Regions from separate parts of the Homo sapiens genome. Here region 1 is linked to region 2. A link is an interaction called in ENCODE POLR2A ChIA-PET data of the cell type or tissue named here. Cell type or tissue: OCI-LY7. All regions are shown on one strand. Links, peaks and the distances in the headings refer to the core of each region. The heading gives the core; the rest is flanking DNA. Region 1 overlaps ATXN7L1 (ataxin 7 like 1). Region 2 has its middle 62 kb from the start of SYPL1.

Evidence for each region. Peaks named below come from ENCODE experiments on the same cell type or tissue, not always from the same donor. Only the 100,000 strongest peaks of a DNase experiment are listed, where the experiment ranks them.
Region 1: POLR2A ChIA-PET joins it to region 2 with 8 read pairs; 2 of 35 experiments call an interaction of 5 or more read pairs at or near these places.

Annotation. Positions count from the first base shown.
Region 1 is chr7:105,851,030-105,861,036 of GRCh38, reverse strand. The region is part of intron 2 of ATXN7L1 (ataxin 7 like 1); the gene reads left to right. Among named protein-coding and RNA genes, the nearest start is that of ATXN7L1, 21 kb to the left of the region's middle. RefSeq lists an enhancer at 6,389-7,138. In OCI-LY7, for the core only: no CTCF peak of the experiment used is centred there; no DNase peak of the experiment used is centred there.
Region 2 is chr7:106,045,334-106,055,340 of GRCh38, reverse strand. No RefSeq gene overlaps it. Among named protein-coding and RNA genes, the nearest start is that of SYPL1, 62 kb to the left of the region's middle. In OCI-LY7, for the core only: CTCF peaks have their summits at 4,935 and 5,142; a DNase peak (open chromatin) is centred at 5,740; H3K4me3 peaks cover 1,029 bases.

The DNA.
Region 1 (10,007 bases), core at 3,903-7,902, 190 kb after region 2:
CCCTGCCGCTCGGGCCACCCCGCCTGGACCTTCTCCGCACCCTGTGCATGCTAGCCATGCCCAGCGTGTACTTTGCCCCCAAATCTCGCACCTCCTTGCACTGCTGCAGACTCTTCCCATGGTCCACATGTGTCTTGTCATCATAGCTGCATTAGAATCTTCTGGAGGCAAGGTGGAGGAAAAGCGATCATATCATCCCCTTTTCTTTCCTAAGTTATCTTTCAACCAGCAGTGTTATAGTTCGACTAAGCATCTTGTTTTTGAAATACCTGTATTGTCTTTTTCTTTTTTTAAGAAAATTGTGGTAAAATACTATACCATCTTAACCATTTTCAAGTGTAAAGTTCAGTAGTGTCAAGGACATTCACATGATTGTGTAGCCAATCTTCATAACTCTTTTCACCTTACAAAATTGAAACTTCATACCCATGAAACAACAGTTCCCATTTGTATTTTCATTTTTAAAAAGTCAGTCTGGAGATGGCCTATGAGGTTTTTTGATTCACCATCTGATATTTTGAAGTTGTCAAGATTCTAAGAACTGGAAGGACTCCTAAAGTTTCTGTTCAAGTGGATAGCTGGAGCTACAATGCAAAACACAGCTCACCTTAGGACATTAGCTCCAGCATCCTAGGTCAGCAGAGAAAATTCCATGAAAAAATGCTACCGCTGGGGTGCAGAGTCACAGACATCTTTGAGCACCTAAAGTTTTTCATTTAATATTCAGTAGTAACCCCCACTCTGCACCATTCTCTTTTTTGCCCTTGCAGCTCAGTGTTAAAATTTTTCACATGTATAAAAAGGTTGAAATAACGGTACCATGATCACCTATAGAATTAAACATTAGTTCACATTTTGTCTTGTTTTCATATATATATATATATATATGTATATATATATATATATATTTACATATAAAGATCTATCTGTATATATGTCTTATAAAGAAATATACAGGCCAGGCATCGTGACTCATGCCTGTAATCCCAGCCTTTGGAGGCCAAGGCGGGTGGATTACCCGGAGTCAGGAGTTCGAGACCAGCCTGGCCAACATGGTGAAACCCCATCTCTACTAAAAATACAAAAATTAGCCAGGCATGGTCACACACACCTGTAACCCCAGCTACTTGGGAGGCCGAGGTGGGAGAAATGCTTGAGCCCAGGAGGCAGAGGTTGGAGTGAGCTGAGATCGTGCCACTGCACTCTAGCCTGGCCAACAGAGCGAGACTCTGTCTCAAAAAAAAAAAAAAAAAAGAAAGAAAGAAAAAGAAATATACAGTCATGCATTCCTTAATGATGGGGATATGTTCTGAGAGTTATGTCATTAGGTGATTTTGTAGGTGTGCAATAGGCTATGCCATCTAGGTTTGTGTAAGTTCACTCTATGATATTCCCATTGGTATAACCTATTGCTCCTAGGCTACAAACCTGTACAGCATGTTGCTGTACTGAATACTGTAGGTAATTGTTGTAACACAATGGTAAGCATTTGTGTCTCTAAACAGATTGAAACATAGAAAAGGTACAGTAAAAAATATGGTATTATATACTCTTATGAGACCACTGAGTATGGGCCTGTTGTTGACCAAAGTGTCATTATGCGACTGTGTGTGTGTATATGTATATGTATGTGTATATATATATATTTATATTTCTGTAGCATTTGAAAATAAGTTATAGACATCACGACACTTCACCTTTAAATATTTATCATTTTTCCACATCTTGATTGTGCTACCTTGAGCTGTTCACTTAAATTCTCAGAGCCTCATCATACATAAATATGTATGTATGTTTTTGCTGAACTATTTGGTAAGTCACAGACAGCATGACACCCCTAAATACTTCAGCATGCATCTCCTAAAATTAGAGGCATTCTCTGGCCTAATCATAATACCAGTATCACACTTAGAAAACTAATGGTAATTCCATACTCATATCTGATACCCAGTTCTCGTTCAAAATTCACCTGTCATGCCCCCACCCCCAAAAGCTTATAGCTGCATTTTTCAAACTAGATCCTGTTATGGTTCATGTACTGCATTTGGTTGTTATATCTCTTCAGTAGCTTTTAATCTAGAACAGTGTCCCTCCCCCACATGTGTGTGAATATATGTATAATACATATTTCTATATATATGTATACATATTTTTATATATAAATATATAAAACATTGCCATTTAAAATGCTTCCTGTTCTGGTCTGTCTTGTCACTTCCTTGTGGTGTCTTACCTTGTTTTTGCTATTCCCTGTTTTTCTCCTGTTCTGGAAGTTTGAGCTTAAGTATCATTGGATTCAGACTCAACATTTTGGTGCAAATGTGTCCCAGGTGATTCTGAGTGCTTCATTAAGCATCCCATCCAGGGGTTACAAGATATCAGGGTGCCCTATTATTAGATATGGATGACTTCGTAAGGTGGTGACCACTGCTGCCCATTGCAAACGTTGTATTTTCCTTCTGCAATTAGCATGTCATTCTGTGGGTAATGCTTTGACACCCAGTGAATATCCTGTCCCCCAAAAGGAAATTTTGTGGAATCCTCTGGGCATTCATTGATGACCCTTGCCTGGATCAGTTATTTCTTTGGGGATTGTAGGATGGTCATTTTCAAATTCTGTCATTCTGATCTGCTTTTATTGGTTGACATTCTTCAATATAGAAGACATCTTTCCCATCAACAGGGGATGAACTATTAAATTCCTCCTAAAAGGGCAGAGTTAAGTTTTTCTCTTTAATTATCAGTGCTCATAGTAAGTAGTTGAACACTGATGATTCTTTTATTTTATTTCATTTTCATTTTTTGAGAGACAGAGTCTCATTCTGTTGCCCAGGCTGAAGTGCAGTGGCATGATCATAGCTCACTGCAGCCTTGACCTCCTTGATTCAAGCGATGCTCCCACCTCAGCCTTCCGAGTAACTGGGGCTACAGGCACATACTACCACACCACACCAACTTTTTATTTTTTGTAGAGACAGGATCTTGCTATGTTGCCCAGGCTGGTCTCCAACTCCTGGGCCTAAGCAATCCTCCTGCCTCAGCCTCCCAAAGTGCTGGGATTACAGGCATGAACACTGCACCAGCCTATGATTCTTTTTTTTTTCCCCCTGTAGCCTAATCTTGAAGGTGAAGGTGATGGCCTGTGATTCTTAAGCTAAGGAGGAACAAGGTTTAGGACTGGGTACACTAGAATTTCAAGAAGATGCTTGTATAGTGTGAAAACCACAATCAGTGGGAAGTCTTAGAGAGAAAGTGAGCTTTGTAGTACAAACCTCAGGAAGTAAAGTGTGATCCAATCTTGGTAGAGCATGAGTTTAAAAACATTGAGAAATATTATCCCACACAGTCAAGTGACCCTCTACTTTAACCTGGGGAAGGAAGAAGATAATTATACTTAAAATAATCCTTCTCCCACCTTTCAGAGGGAGCACAGTATTTAGCCTGGGTCTGGTGAACCACTGAAGTTAAATGGGAAGTCATGATGAGTGATGCTCTGCAAGTCAGAAGCCAGAGCTGTGCTTCCTGCATTGCTGACTGCGTAGAAAGTGACCAGTTGTCCAGGAGGTGGAAGGCCCTGGGCTGGGCTCTGTGTGGAATGTGAAGGTGGAACAGTGGCCCTGCCCTCTAGGAACTCACTTGCAGCACCTGGGAACTCTGATGTTGCTTAGAAAATGAAATGTGATTAGAATGCCTTAGAGCCCAGGGAAGGAAGATATCTCAGTCTATGGTCAGCCAGACCTTTAACCTGGGTCTCAGACCTTTGACTTAAAGGTAGAGGCTGTTTGGTTTGTGGTTTTACATGGGCCACAGTAAAGGATAGTTAGTAGGAGTCAAGTTAATGTTTGAAAAATGAATGAAAGAATGAATGAATGGACACCTCGTGCAGAGGCAACACAGCAGCTAGGATTTGGACATTCAGGGCATTGTACAGGGAAGGAAGAGCTTAAGCAAAGGCTTTGAGGGCTATGAGTTCCTCAAGAGGTTGCTTTTAGAAAAAGAAATTATGGTGAAACTCCATTAATACCAAAGAGAAACAGTTCATAATTTATTCCAGTTGTAGACACACTCAGTGCCTAACTCCATGCCGTCTTTTTTTGAAGTAGAGTTTTCAGAAAACAGCCTTCTGTTTTCTTTGGTAGTGTTAGTGTTTGTTTTGCTTTCTCCATTCAGGGTGCTGGAGGGAGAGTTATTTTCTCTCTCTCTCTCTCTGTCTCACACACACACACACACACATACACACACACTTTTTGGGTGCTGCTGACCAATTAATTTGTAAGTTCTTTTCTATTAGAATCAGTGTTGTGCTAGTAAATGTTTAACAATCTGCTATCTAAAAAAGTTAGTGCATATGGAAATATATGTTTATTATACATTTTACTGATTTAAAAAAGCTGTTTAGCATATGCTTTATAAAGAATAAAATATTTAAATTCTTTTTTTTTTTTTTTTTGAGACTGAGTCTCACTCTTGTTGCCCAGGCTGGAGTGCAATGGCACTATCTCGGCTCACTGCAGTCTCCACCTCCCAAGTTCCAGCGATTCTCCTGCCTCAGCCTCCCGAGTATCTGGAATTACAGGCTCCTGCCACCATGCCCCGCTAATTTTTGTATTTTTAATAGAAACAGGGTTTCACCATGTTGGCCAGGCTGGTCTTGAACTCCTGACCTCAGGTGATCGACCCGCCTCAGCCTCCCAAAGTGCTGGGATTACAGGCCTGAGCCACTATGCCCAGCCTAAATTCTTTTTTGTAGATTTCATATAGTCTATAGATTCTTACCAAATGCTTTGGTTGACTTCTGCCAAATTCTTATATCCCCAACCTTCCTAAGGTTTAAATTGACAAACAGGTGTAAACCCCACATAAGTATTGGTTGATATTTTCATTTAAGTCAGTGAGTAAGTTGAAAGGGAAAGAACAAAGATAAATGTTAAAACTTCACTTGATTGTTAGTGACGTGACTTTCTTGCTGAACTGAATAATGGTTTTCAAGTACTAAAAGAATATGTCCTCATTGTTTTGTAGTATTCACAATAAAGCTAGAGACATGATATACAGCTGTCCCTTGATATCGAAGGATTGGTTCTGAGACCCCAAATCCTTGGATTCTTATCCCTTATATGAAATGGTGTAGTATTTACATATAACTTATACAGTTTTTTCATAGACTTTAAATAATCTCTAGATTACTTATAATACCTAATACAATGTAAATGCTGTGTAAATAGTTGTCATTCTGAATTGTTTAGGGGATAATGACAAGAGGAAAAGGTCTGTACATGTTCAGTATAGACTCAGGCATCTTTTCTTTTTCTTCCACATATTTTTGATCTGCAATTAAGTTGAAACTGCAGATGTGGAACTCACAGATTCAGAGGGTTGACTATTCTTTTAATTTAACTTACATCATTAAAATTTTCTCCATCACTTTCTTAAATTTTGATAATCAAAAAAATAATAAATCATGCCCTGATTTGTAGTATGTGATGATTTCCATGGTGTAAACTCTCCTACCACTGCATTTCAAGCTGTCAATGTGATATCACAGAACTCAGAGTTGGGAAGAGATATGCATCAGCACACTGTTACGTAGGATATCCTCCATACAGATACATTAGATGGTAAATGACTTTGAGAGCAGGATTAAGCAACGTGTGGCCCATGGGCTGCCTGTTTTTAATAAAGTTTTATTGGAACATAGCCACACTCATTTTTTAATGTATTGTCTGTGCTAGCTTTTGCACTACAATGCCTGCATGGAGTAGTTGAGACAAAGCCTAAAATTTTTACTACCCACAGTGGCTCACGCCTGTGATCCCAGCACTTTGGGAGGCCGAGGCGGACGGATCACGAGGCCAAGAGATCAAGACCATCCTGGCCAACAGGGTGAAACCCCATCTGTACTAAAAATACAAAAATTAGCTGGGCGTGGTGGCGCACACCTGTAGTTCCAGCTACTTGGGAGGCTGAGGCAGGAGAATCACCTGAACCTGGGAGGTGGAGGTTGCAGTGAGCCAAGATCACACCACTGCACTCCAGCCTGGTGACAGGGTGAGACTCCATCTCAAAAAAAAAAAAAAAGAAGAAGAAGAAAAGAGAAAGTTCCCAACCCATACTCAAAGCATAGATAATAAGTGAAATGTAGCAAGATAAATTGGAAATGATGAGTTTTATATTCAATTGTAAGCTTATGTCATATAACTTTTAATAATTTAATAATTGGCTCACCACATTCCTGAGAATTTAACAATCAGCTCTTGTGAGCCTTTACAAGCTGGCCCCAGCTTACAACTGCAAAGCTTTGAGGGCTTCAGCTTTTAGTGCCAAAAATGAAGCTGTCACTATTAAGCAGCAGCAGCTGACAATACCAGATTGGAGGGGGAGCCTCACTAAGAAGGATTTGAACTGCTTGAAATTATGGTCTAATTGTCCATAGAAATCAGAAGAAAGCAATTTTGAGGTTAGTTTTCATATGATGGGGTTTTTGTGTTTTGTGTTTTTTTTTTTTTCCTCTATAAGGGTCTGGGGTTTGTTTTGGTTTTTCAAATGCTTTTTTTTTTTTTTTTTTCAGAGCTAATTTTCAAACCCAATACAGCATGCTTTTCTTACCAAATTTTGTGAGCATCTGTCTCGAGCCGTTCAGCCCCTGACAGACGCTCAGCAGCCTCCAGAACTCCCACAGATGTTGTGTGTCCCAAGAAAGGCCCACTTCCTGTTTCTGGCCACTAGCGGGAGGAGAGGTGGTCCCACCAGTTGCATTTTGCAGGGGTTTTCCTTGCCGCCATTTCCTGCCGGTTGCCTTTGAATGGATTACAGATGGTCAGAAAAAGACTTCTTGGCACAGTGAGAGGACCAGTCTCCAGTGCTTTGTGGGAAAGGATTTATAGCAGGATGGCAGTTTACGCCTACCAAGAATGGGCCTGGCTGCCGCGGCCTTATAGGGAAAACTGCCTGCCTGCAGAGATGGGCTCTGGGGGTGGAGGGAACGGCCAGGATGAAGGGGATGTTTAAATCGATGTGGCACCTTTCAGCCAGTCGGTGCTTAGACCGCCGCGTGTCCACAGATGTTAGGCCCCTGTGGAGGTGTCGGGCCCCGGGAAATGAGGTGCTGCTCCTGGTGCATCAAGCGCTTGTGGGAAGTATTATGAATCCTCATCTTTTCAGAGAGAGGTACAGCCAGGTGCTGTTGTTCCCTACCGCCCGCCCTTTTTGTTAAAGCCACAATATAGAGCACATTTAATTTGTTTTTGTTTTGTTTTGTTTTGTTTTGTTTTTTGAGACAGAGTCTCGCTCTGTTGCCCAGGCTGGAGTGCAGTGGTGCAATCTCTGCTCGCTGCAACCTCCGCCTCCCAGGTTCAAGGAATTCTCCTGCCTCAGCCTCCCGAGTAACTGGGATTACAGGCGCCCACCACCACGCCCAGCTCATTTTTGTGGGGCTTTTTTTGTTTTTTTTGTTTGTTTGTTGTTTTTTGTTTGTTTGTTTTTTGAGACCGAGTCTTGCTCTGTCACCCAGGCTGGAGTGTAATGGTGCGATCTCTGCTCACTGCAACCTCCGCCTCCCGGGTTCAAGTGATTCTCCTGCCTCAGCCTCCGAAGTAGCTGGGATTATAGGCACCTGCCACCACGCCCAGCCTAATGGTTGTATTTTTAGTAGAGATGGGGTTTCACCATGTTGGCCAGGCTGGTCTCAAGCTCCTGACCTCAGTCAGGTGATCTACACGCCTCGGCCTCCCAGAGTGCTGGGATTACAGGCGTGAGTCACTGCATGTAGCCTACATTTAATTTTTAAACTTTTAAAAATATATGTAACTTAAAATTTTAATACTTTAACCAGTTTAGAGTGTATAATTCAGCGTTACTAAGGACATTCACAGTGTTGTGCAACCATTGCCACTATGCATTTCCAGAACTTTTCTATCATCCCAAACAGAAACTCTAAACCCATTAAACAATAATTCCCCATTCCTGCCTCCCCTCAGCCTTGGTACCTGTTCTACGTTCTCTATTCTACTTTCTGTTCCTATGAAGTCACCTATTCTAATCATCTATTCCCCTCATATAAGGGGATTCATGCAGTGTGTGTCCTTTTGCGACTCGTTTCTTTCACTGAGCGTAATGTTTCCAAGGTTAATCGATGTTGTAGCATGTACCAGAATTTCCTTCCTTTCAAAGGTTAAATAATATCTCATCGTATGTATATTTGACATTTTATTTATCCAATCATTTGGGCATTGTGAATAATGCTGCTGTGAATGCGGGTATACCTGTTTCCATCTGTGAGTGGGTCAAATGTATACCTGTTTCTATCTGTGAGCGGGTCAAACAGAGACCTGGAGAGAACTGATGTGACTGGGATGATGCTTCAGTCCTTCCGAGATAAGCCAGCCGAGGTGCACCTCTCCATCAGAGCTGACAGGAATGTGTGTGCGGAAGGGCCCTGTGCAGGATTGCTGGCCGAGGGGTCAGATCAAGCTGGCACTCTGCTTGCCAAACTGTGCGCCCCCTGTGCTGCATCTGACCAGAGAGGGTGCCTTTTTCTAGCTTGCACAAAGGTCCTTGCTTCATGGTCTGGAAGAGTCCTGCCAGAGCTGAAAATCTGAGAGGCCAGGATCACACAAGGCCACTAGTGCTTTTGCTTTCCAGGGAGGAGGCAGCAGATTGCTGGGCAGAGGTTGTATAGGGAGGGTTAGGAAGGCTGAACTAACTGGGTCAAGATTCCTGGGATTGGGTCTCCCTCTGTCAGAAAACAGGGCAACCTTGTGCAATTACAGAGCAAGTCCTGGTGATCTCCATCTGTGAGATGAGGGGAGGACTGTAAGGTCCCTGCCAGTAGTATAGGGCTGCCTGTCAATAAAGAACTGGCAAAATTCATGGGGGACTAGAGAGAGGCAGGGGCAAGCCTCTGGGAACAGGGTATGGACGACATAGAACAGGAAGGTGATGGAACTTCACAGAGGGAGGATGGTACAGAGAACTTAGAAATCTGAGAGCCAGGGAAGCGCCTCATAGAAAGTGTGATAAAGTAAACAGCTACATTCTTTCTGACCAAAGATGGTGGTGGAAGGAGGAGGAGAGAGAAGTAGTGGCATTGATCCTTCATAAAATTATTCAGCACTTACTGTGTACAGACACAGAATAGAGGGTGCAAGAGGGAAACAGAATCGTGATTCTTCACTTGTGCCCTGTGAAGCTCTCCTGTTGCATGAAGAATTGCAGAGGTGTGAGGGCGTGTTTTGTGTGTGCACATTTCTCCTGGGGATGGTTCTGTGGTTTTTCCTTTTCCTTTCCTGTGGACTTCTTCGCCCTTTCAACAACAACAACAACAACAAAATGTTTAAAGAAATTTACAGCTTGTGGGGGAGACACACCTGTGCCCAGAAATAACAAGGGGGTGAGCCACATGGGAGGGGGATGGAAACACGTGAGGAATAAGCTTGCTGCTTTAAAAGTTGCATTTTGGTGTTAGGGTTTGTGATACATGCAAATCTCCTGAGGAAGAGTCCTCCCTGTTTGGGGTAAAGGGCTGGGGACAGCCACTTGCAAATCTAGCCCTATTGACATGATTGGTGTTTGGATTTTTACTGGGAGATAGACTGACAGAGATACAGAGAAAGACTGGTAATATGTATGCTAGCTGGAGAAGCCACCTTTCAGTCCCATCTCTGCGTATAGTTGATCGTCGAGGAACTCGATGGTGCAGGGGGAAAGGCGTAGCTTTGCAGTCAGACCTTAGCTAACTTCTTGGCCCTGCTGCTTGCTTGCTGTGTGACTTTAGGCTAGCTACCTTGCCTCTCTGTTCCTCTGCTTGCTCATTTGGACAACAGGACCAGACCTAGGAAGATTAGGGATAAGTCACCAGCTGCCATCCTATAGATGGTCAGAAAAATGGTAGCTGGTATTATTGCCTGGAGGAGAGGGCAGGTCTGAGAAATCCAGTGGTTTCCCTGGGTTAGTTTCAGGGTTGTAAATCATTGTGGGATACACATAAAAAACGAGCCAGAATTTGAGAG
Region 2 (10,007 bases), core at 3,414-7,413:
TAAGGCGACCAGATTTTTTCCCCCAGTTAATCTGGGAATGACCTAATTTACATAGTATTTGCATAAATTTCCATTTCAAATTAAAGCTGTCCTAACTTCAAGCATACAGGAGAAAATAAATGAGATCAAGCAATCTACTGTAATTGAACTCAAGCCGGTCCTGACTTCTGCAAAATGCAGGTCAGGCTTTTAAGACCTGGCACAGGAGAGGAAAGGAAGTTGGCCCCACTGTCCCTTCACAGGAGGGGGCTGGAAGAAGTCTGTCTCCACCTCTGAAATTAGAGAAAGTCATCACAAGGTCCTAGGCCAGAGTGTGGGGAGATGAGGAAATGCCGCCTCTTCTCTGCTCTATTCCTCCCTCCATTGCGGGGCCTCCTAAGGAAGAACCAAAACTAGGAATGGAGCAGAAAAGCCAGAGATGCTCTCCTGAAGTCAGACTGGACTAGCCGGCATCTCACAAATGAAGCAAAGGGAAGGCCGGCGTCAGGTCCAGCCTCTTCAGGCACAGTAGACTGGGCTCTTGTGCAGGAGGGTGGCAGGGTTCACATACCCAGGTGCATGGGACCCGGGAGGCATACACCCGCATGGTGTGTGGGGGTTGTTTTTGCCTGCCTGACTCCTTAGCGCTCCATCCTTTATTCTCATCCTCCACCAGTTCCCAGATCCCATCACACAGCCTCACAGACACACAAACATATGTGAGTGCCAAGGAACGAACACACACACACACACACACACACCCTGGGCATTACCACCAGCCCGGCCTGTGAGGTCTCAACCCAGCTTTGGGAACTCTGGGAACCTAGGATGTGCTGGTCATCTTGTTCACTCAATACCCCTTTGTCTATCTCTTGGATTAACTCAGATCCAGTGAAACTGCAAAGGCAGTGAATTCCTAGGGCATGTCAGATGGGGAAAGAACCAAAGCTGGAGGCTGGGACGGTGTCATGCTCTGTATGGAGTCACCAAGGAAGTACTGGCTGCTGCAGAAAGAAATCCCCACCACAGTGAAGGAAGGCCAGCCAGTGGCACTAGATGCCACCGACTGCAATGGAGGCTGAGTGGTCAAGGTGGACTTGAACCTGCCTTTCACGTGGTCCTCTGATGGAGGTCCTGAGTGCTGGCCTCTGTGTCTTCAGATGCTATGTCTTTTCCCCTCACTCACTGATTCCTCTGCACTGAGCATCCCTCTCTGCTTCCCTACCCACCTCAAGGAGGTGGGAGAAGTCTTGCTCTATTTTGATGTTCGCTGAAACAATTTCTGCTGAGAATTCTCAGGCCTCCCTGAAGTTAAGACAGAAAAACTCCCTGCCCAACCCCTTACTCCCCTGAAACAGGAGGACAGAACAGCCTAGCTGCTTCACTGAGGAGGCAGAGAGTTTGAGGAAAGGAGAGGTAAAATAAAAAAAAGACGGGCCAGGCACAGTGGCTCACACCTGTAATCTCAGCATTTTGGGAGGCCAAGGTGGGAGGATCACTTGAGCCCAGGAGTTTGAGACCAGCCTGGGCAACATATTGAGACCTTGTCTCTACAGAAAAATTTAAAATGAGGCAGGAAGATCACTTGAGCCTGGGAGATCGAGACTGCAATGAGTTGTGATTGCACCACTGTACTCCTGCCTGGGTGACAGAGCAAGACCTTGCCAGAAAGAAGGGAAGGAGGGAGGGAGGGAAGGAGGGAGGGAGGGAAGGAAGGAAGGAAACAAGGGAGAGAGAGAGGGAGGGAGGGGAAAAAAGGAAAAAGGGGGTTCATTAATATTTCAAAAAGTTACTTTGCCACATTCTTTTTTGGGAAATAATGATGCAGGGATCATATAAGCCAAAAGAAAGAAGAAAAGGCCACAGAAAAGAGTCGCCTTTTGAAAAGGCAAGACAAGGAGGGAAGAAAAGATCAAATGGAGACATCAGAGTCTAATTCTGGTGAATTTTTCAAGGGCTGCACCCACTGAGCCCCTGCCCCGCCCCCAGATGCCCTCAGCCAGGCCACACAGTACCTGAGAGCCGGTCTGGGTCTCTGGGCAGCTGCTGGACAGCTGCTCGCCCATTCATGCGGTTAAGATGAGTTCACTGCACAGTGGCATCACACAGATGCTCCTGCTGGCCAAAGAAGGCTCTGGAAGGCCAGGCATTCTCATTCAGCCAGCCCTTTGAAGGCTCCTCACCAGCAAAACCATTTATTTGGGGGTCACTCCAACCTCAGCATAAGAAATACCACACTTTAACCCAGAGGTTGGCAAACTCTGTAAAGGCTGGACAGTAAACATTTTAGGTTTTGCAGACCATTTAGCCTCTAAAACAGAGACTCAACTCTCCTCTAATGCAAAAACAGCCATAGAAAATATGCAAACGAATGTCTGTGATCCAATGAATAGACACACTGAAATCTGAATTTATATAATTTTCATGTATTGTGAAATTATTCTTTTGATTTTTTTTTCATTTAAAATCATTCTTAGTTCACGGACCATGCAAAAATGGCTACAGACCTGACTTGGCAAGTAAGGTGGATTTTGCTTTAAACAAGCCCCAAAGTAGAAGGCTTGGTCTTCTTAAATACAAATTAAGAATAGATTGATTTGATTTACAGAAGAATTTACCTTGGTGATCTAAATAGAGGGTTCCCTGAATGCATTCAAAATAAGATTTGATTGTAACTTTTTCCTGCAGTGTTAGCTGTCTTCCCTTTTTTACTTTCAGTGTTTTTCTTTTCTTTTTTTTTTGAGATGGAGATGCACTTTTGTCACTCAGGCTGGAGGATAGTGGCACGATCTCAGCTCACTGCAAACTCCACCTCTCGGGTTCAAGCGATTCTCCTGCTTCAGCCTCCCGAGTAGTTGGGGTTACAGGTGTGCAATGCCCACCTAATTTTTGTATTTTTAGTAGAGACGAGATTTTGCCATGTTGGCCAGGCTGGTCTTGAACTCCTGGCCTCAAGTGATCCACCTATCTCGGTCTCCCAAAGTGCTGGGATTACAAGTGTGAGCCACCACGCCTGGCCCTTCAGTGTTTTTCAAAATGACATTTGCCATCCACTAGTGGGCTGCAAAATTCATGAACATCATTTTGGATAGAATAGAACAAATAGAATAGAATAAAAAGATATCACAGTTCCTCACACACAATAAAGGTTGGTAATGTCTCATAACATTTTGCCAGGTGTGTATTTTCCTGTGTATATGTTCATATAGCTATGTTATATTGTGTTGTAATGTAAAACATATTTATTGTAATAGATCATGGTCAAAAGTTTGTGAAGCCCTGGTCTGATTAATATCAGGAAAGAGAGAGTTTGCACTTCCAGCCCTCCTGAATTGCCCCGAGTCTCCCCTTTCTCTCTCTACCCCTATACCCCTATGGGATTCTCTGCTGATCAACCCTGAGACTGACAGAGGCAGGAGACAGAGCACTCTCCTAGGCAGATAGGGGAGGGCCCCCAGAGAACTTCCCACCGGCCAAGGTCATTGTGCACAGGTGGCTTGCCTAAACATGCTCGCAGTGAAAACTTCTGTCCCTTAACACACGCGCAATAAGGGAAATAAATCAATGTGGAGTGGCTCAGACTAAGGGCCCGCATGTGCACTAGAAGGATGGGGGTGCCAGGAATTCACGCCACATACAAATAGGGAAACCAGCCCCATCAGTGGATTATAGAAGCCCCTTGTATTCAACTATGAAGGGGGCCAGCCAGTAACCTGCTTTCAGGACCCCTCTTTTTGCTGAGAGCTTCCCTTTTTGCTTCATAAATTCTATTCCACTCACTCTTTGATGTCCATGTGCCTAATTTTTCCTGGTCGTGAGACAAGAACCCAGATCTCGCTGAGCTAAGGCGTAAAAATTCCTGCCTCAAGACCACTGTTCAGATGCCCTCATAGTGACCGCCACAGACAGGACACCAGTAAAAGATGAAGAAGGGACAAGCCACACCTCACCTTCATTGTCTGCACCCCCATTGCCTGTGTCTTGTTCACTCAGCACCTTGCAGATGAGAGTGTAAGCCTGCAGTATAAGAGGTACTCAACAAGCGTGTGTTGAAGGAATGAATGGCTGAATCCTAGACAGCAGGGTTGTAGGTAAAAAGGCCCTGAGATGTGAGGGAGCAGAGCACAATTGTGGAACTGAAACTCATTCCCTGTTCTCCCAACTACACTGCCCAGCCTAAGCTTACACATAACATTCATTAAGGGTCTGGTCAGGTTTCCAGGCAAAGTATTCTCCTCCCCACTGCTTTGCCAGGTAGCAAAGTGCTTATTTCCCCAGGCACATGAGCTGCGTGCACATGCTTGGAAGAGCTCACCTTGGCGTGAACAGAGGGACATCTCTATCACAGACTGAGAAATGCCAGTTATTCTCGAAGGCCACTGGCTTCTGAAAGATAGGAAAGTGCACTCCAGCAAGCCAGCAGAATGATTCATTTCCATGGGACTTGGAAAGCAGTAAAGCAGGCAGTGCCGGACTGAGAGCTGAGGTGCCATGTGGGGGAGGGCTGGGCTGGGAGCAGCTATTACCAGGGAAAAATGAGAAGGACTGTCTTGGGAGCAGTGGCAAAGGCAGATCTAGCCCCTTTTCCCGCAGAAGTCCTCCTCCATGAATGTTCTCCCCTTCAAGACTCCTGCTCTGTCTCGGCTTTGTGCCTCTGGGGCTGATGGTGGCATTACGGGTGCTACTTACAGTCACCGACAGTTTACTGTCCTAGAGGTGGTGGTTCCAGAAGGGCCTCTGATCCACGTCACATGGGCAGCTCCCAGGGAGGAACCAGACACCTCATCCCGGTGTCCTGCCAGGCAGGCCCATTCTGGGCTTCCCCCTGTCATGAACCAGGTTTGAGAATTCTATAATCTCACACAGCACCGGTAAAGCAATATGCTTTGGGGGTAGGGCACTCACGGAGCTAAAGGAGAGCAAGAAGGGTGAAGCAAGTGTGCATCCCCCATTCCATAATCATTCCTGGGTGGGGGTGAGCTGGGCCGACAGCACGGGCCTGTATTCTGCTGCAGGACCACACAGGCTACTTGGCTCCAGGCAGAGGAGTTAATACAGACATTGTCTAGATGTTGCAATGCTTCCTGCATGGAAGAGGGATGGGGAGGGTGAAGAGGAATCCTCCAGCCCCACAGAAAAGGGAACGTGGGCGCCCTCTTGCTGGGAAGCAGCCAGGCCCCAGCTGGCTCATGGTCCAAGCAATGCAAGGAGCTCCCAGGGTCCCTCTTGGATGCCCCTACCTTTGCTCTGCTGACCCAAGGAGAGCCACATGCTCCCCAGCATTGAGGCCAGCCGCAGCACAGCTCTTTCAACAGTGGGCCCTCCATGTGCAAGGTCCCCCCAGTTGTTCACGATTTTGAAGAGTCTGTTGTGTGCTGATTGCCACAGTCACTCCTGTGTAACTCCAACAATGAAATGGGGCTCCCTGCCTATCTACAGGCCACCACTACACCAGCAGGGACCTGTGACCTTGGGGTGAAGCCCGAAAAAGGGATGAGAGACATGGAACTTTCTCTCCCTGCTCCCAGAAAGAACGTTTTTGGTGCAGTGTTTTGTTCTGTTTTATTATTTTGTTTTATTTAGGTGAAACAAACATCTGGTACACAGATCTTCATCCATTTTAAATGCCTCTCTAACCCCTTACGGGTGTTGTAACCCCTCCTGTCTCCCATTCTGCATGTTAATTTGAGTATGAACTTAATGGACGCTAAATAAGTCAATCAAGATGCCATTTTTAGTGCAGTTGAGCAGATGTGTTTCTGGGGAAATGTGTTTGCATGGGCAACGTCACCCAAAAGGCACCTCAGTGAGCACCCTTCCACCCAGGGGAACCCAAAGGGAAGCCACAGCATAGCCAGCCTGGCACAATGCCATGGGGGAGAGCATGGGGCGGCCGCCCTTTCTGGGGGATTTTCTTGTGAAAATGCCACCCCGTCTTCCTTGGGACCTGCCCCTGCTTCGAGTTTCCCCTCCCTTCCTATGGAGCACCTGCCAGACACTGTGCAAAGGCCTCTACCCCCGACTTCAGGTGGTACACAGGCAGCCCAGTGCTGGGAAAACAGTCTGTGCTCAACTATTTTAACAGGTTAGAACCAGAGGTCAGACTTTCAAATTCCACCTAGCCAAGTCCCAGCACTTTCAGGAATTCTGGGTAACGCAAGACAGGCCAAGGAGTGCTTGGCTTAGCCTAGGTGCACTCATCCCCACAGTTGGAGAATTCTTGTCCGAAGTCTGAGATTCCCAGTTTGGGTCTTGGCAAGGACTCGAAGAGACTCCTTCGGGTAGCTGAAAGCTGGAGCTGTCAGTCAGGCTGGTTTTATCCCCTCTGCCCCACCAAGGACCATTCCTGAAGCTGCACTGGTGATGGGGATGTGGGTTGAGGCACAAAGCAGCCTAAATCTACACATGGGGCCTGCAGTGCAGTTGCCTTTCAAGAGAGCACAGGGTCCGCCTGCATTAGCTACAGTGTGCACGGCTAAAAGAACAAGGTTCCAGATCTGGCTCTAGCTCTGCTCCTAATTAGCTGAGTGACCTCACCCTTGCTGGGCTTTCCTTTTTTCATCTGCATAACAAGAGGGTAAAGCAGAAGACCTCAAAGTTCTTCCAGATTTAAAACTCCATGGGGACTTTCCTCCTCTCTAAACTGTGCAACTCAGAATAGTTACAAGGATTAAATTCGATAAGGTATATGCAAAACTGAGAGGCAGAGCCTGGATTTGCCTGGGCCATCAATTCCAGATACTCTCCTAAGGGATTTGCCAGCTCCTTAGATCAATGACTTAACAGAAGCCTGGCTGAGCCCAGATTAGGTCTCCCAAATCCTGGGCTTGGGGGCCTGTACTGTCGAGCCACTTTCTCAGAGCCAGGTTATGTTCAAAGACCAGGGTGAATGGCCAGAAGTGGGGACTCCTCCCCTATGCCCATCCCCTGCTCTGAAAGTCCTGTGCCCAGTGGCATCAAACAGCAACATGTCCTTAATGAAAACCCCAACTAAAGAGTGGTGGCTCATTCATGCCCCTCTGCATTCCAAACACCTTCCACTCAGTGAACGACCAGTCCAGGCTTGCACCTTCCAAGCCTGCTGTTGCCTTGGCCGTCTCTCTGCAACTAGTAACAGTTGGCCTGAAGCACCGAGAGGCAGAAGGAATAGAGCTGGGAGGGAAAACCCATGATGCCCCCCTATGATGTTTCTGCTACCCCCACCTGGAAGGGCTCCAAAGTGTGGGCCACCCAGCAGGTCTCTAGGAAAAAAATCTGATAGCTCCCCAGAGAAATTCCACCTAGCTGGAAAAAACAGTGAGTCTTTCCTGAGTGCTTACTGTGCACGTGATCTCACTTAATGTACACATGCCGCTATGGGGCAGACTTATGGCATCATCAACCCCATTTTACACAGTAGGAAACACAGCTCCAACCTATTCAATAATTTACTCAAGGTCACGCTGTTCGTAATTGCAGAGCCAAAATTTGAGCCCGAGGGCATCAAGTATCAAAGTCTACACTCTTAACCATTAAGCTGTGTCTTCTCCAAAGTGGGAACAGGTCACCTTGGTGTTGTTCACTTAGTCTAGAGACCACTTTTTTGTCTCGAGACACTCATTTGGCACAGAAAATCAAATAAATCACCAGAACCTGATGGATTAAATAAATCAACCCTAAGCAAAGACCCTACAACTTAGGAGAAACAAACTGCTAAGGTTTGCAGAGTTGCATCTCTAGGACTCCAGGAGCCTTTAAATACAAAAAGGAATTAAACTTTAGTGACAACGTTCTAGGCTTTGGCAGAAGTCAGCCCAGGGGAAGATGTAGCTGCCCCAGCTTAATACGCTGTCCCAACCAGGGACAAGGCCAGAACATTCAAACCAGGCAAGGGAGACTTCTAGTACAGCCCCACCCCTATCAGATTTCCTCCTACTGTCAACCCTGGTGGTTAAAGATTTTATTTTATTAAGAAAAGCAGTGTTCCAGTGTCTTTCAGTTCACTAAAAGGCCACACGGTTAATTAATGTCAGAGCTGCCAACCCTCGTACGTGGGGCTGGCCTGAGCCAGGCCTCCCAGGTGGACTCTTCTGGTTATTTGGAAAACACTTTGGCTTGAAGCTGAGGGTTCTGGAGTTGCCGTAGAACACTGGTGCAAACCACAGGATAAACTCAGAAGAACAAGACAGAGCCAGCATGTGGATCCACAGCCCTGCCCTCAGCTACAGGGGGAGGCTATAGGGGAAATGTGTCCTTGTCTGGCTTCAGAGAAGGAGTTGAGAATACTGAACTCTCAACTCTGTGCCCACAGCTCAACTCTCACCATCTCTAAAGGCCATTGGGCCCACAGCGAGGGTGATGTGCTCCGTGCTGAGGATATTGAAATGCATGCTGAGCAGCTCCTCTTTCCTCACAGCCCTTCAAAGAGCCCTCTGGCTCCTGGAAGCTGATCACTTTCCCAGAGACAGCTGACGAGTGGGACATAGGAAGAAGTGAGGTGCTGAAGGTGAAGCCAGTCCTCGATAATTATTATCATTCCGTCCCCTGCCATCATCTTGCTTTTCTCTTATTATTTATAGGATGGGAGAATGTACCAGACACATCGATCATGGTAGCTGTCGTACACACCATTCTCGCCTAAGAAAAACTGCCCAGTCACAGCCCCCAAGGAGGGAAGTGTCCCCAAGCTGTCCCTCATTCAGCATTTGCCTTGTTCTTAGCCATGTGACCCACACCTCCTCTTGGCCAGCTGTGATTGGACAGGGGCAGATGCCTTGCCCAAGACCTCCTATCCAGGGACTAGTGGGATTGTCTGATATGGCCCAGCTCAACCAACTCTGCCCAAATGAGAATTCAAATTGGCAATTAGATCCATTGAATTATCTTTCCTTCTGAGAAAACTAATTTTAGGGTCTAAAGAGAATTTTTTTTATAGAAACATGATCTCGCTGTGTTGGCCAGGCTGTTCACAAGCTCCTGGCCTCAACTGATCCTCCTGCCTTGGCCTCCCAAAGTGCTGGGATTGCAGGCATGAGCCACCATGCCTGGCCAGGAAACTGATTTTAGAGATAAAGAGAAAATGAGCCAACTGGTAGCAGAACAAAAGTCCTGAAGAAACACTTAGAAGAGGTGAGTGAAGAGCGAAGGCAGAGAGTCATATTGATGCCAGAGCCCTAGGACCAGTGGTTCTGAACCCAAATATCTCTGCACACCCACAGCAGCTGGCGGCATACCTTGCACAGGTGGCTAACACATTGTGCTCAAGGTAGAAAATGCACCTTTTGTTGCAACTGAGGATATGTATTGTTACAACAGTGCTTGTTGGACAGAATGTTGAGAGGAATACTCCTTGTAGAATGGGAGAATCCCAAACACGCACATCGGAGGGAAGAGGTAGAGTATAATGATAAGTGTGTGCCAACACAACCAAGTTTCCCAGAATGTGTGAAAACTGTCTTGTGAGGACAGAAGAGAGCACAGTTGGGGCCATAACAGTTATTCTCAAAGACATGGGCTTGCAGAGTAACCAAGTTAACGCTATAATAACCAAGGATGTTATTTAATTCTTCTAAAGGCTTGCCAAAAATTCTGATATTTGAACATGTGCCATTGTATTAGTCAGGACCTTTTGGTTTCAAGTAACAGAAACTCAACTCAAAATTAACTTACAAAGGAATCTGATGGTTCATGTCACTGAAAAATCTAGGGATAGAACAGACTTCAATGATGGCTGCATACAAATACCCAACATCATCAGGAATTATTGTTTCTCTCTCTCTTCTTATTTTTCTTTCCTTCAGTTGGCATTATTCTTTGGTTGGCAGGCTCTTCCCACACTCAACAAGGTAACCAATATTGGCTTCATGCTTCCTACTGACCTCCTTCCAGCTTAGCAGCATCAGCAGATAAGGAATAATTCCCTAGATCTACAGCACAAGTCCCAGGGGTAGTTCTCAATGGTCCACCTTGGAACACGTATCCATCCCTGAACCAATTAACAGAGCCAAGGAGAAGCTGTGATCTGATTGGCCTGGCCTGGGTCATATGCC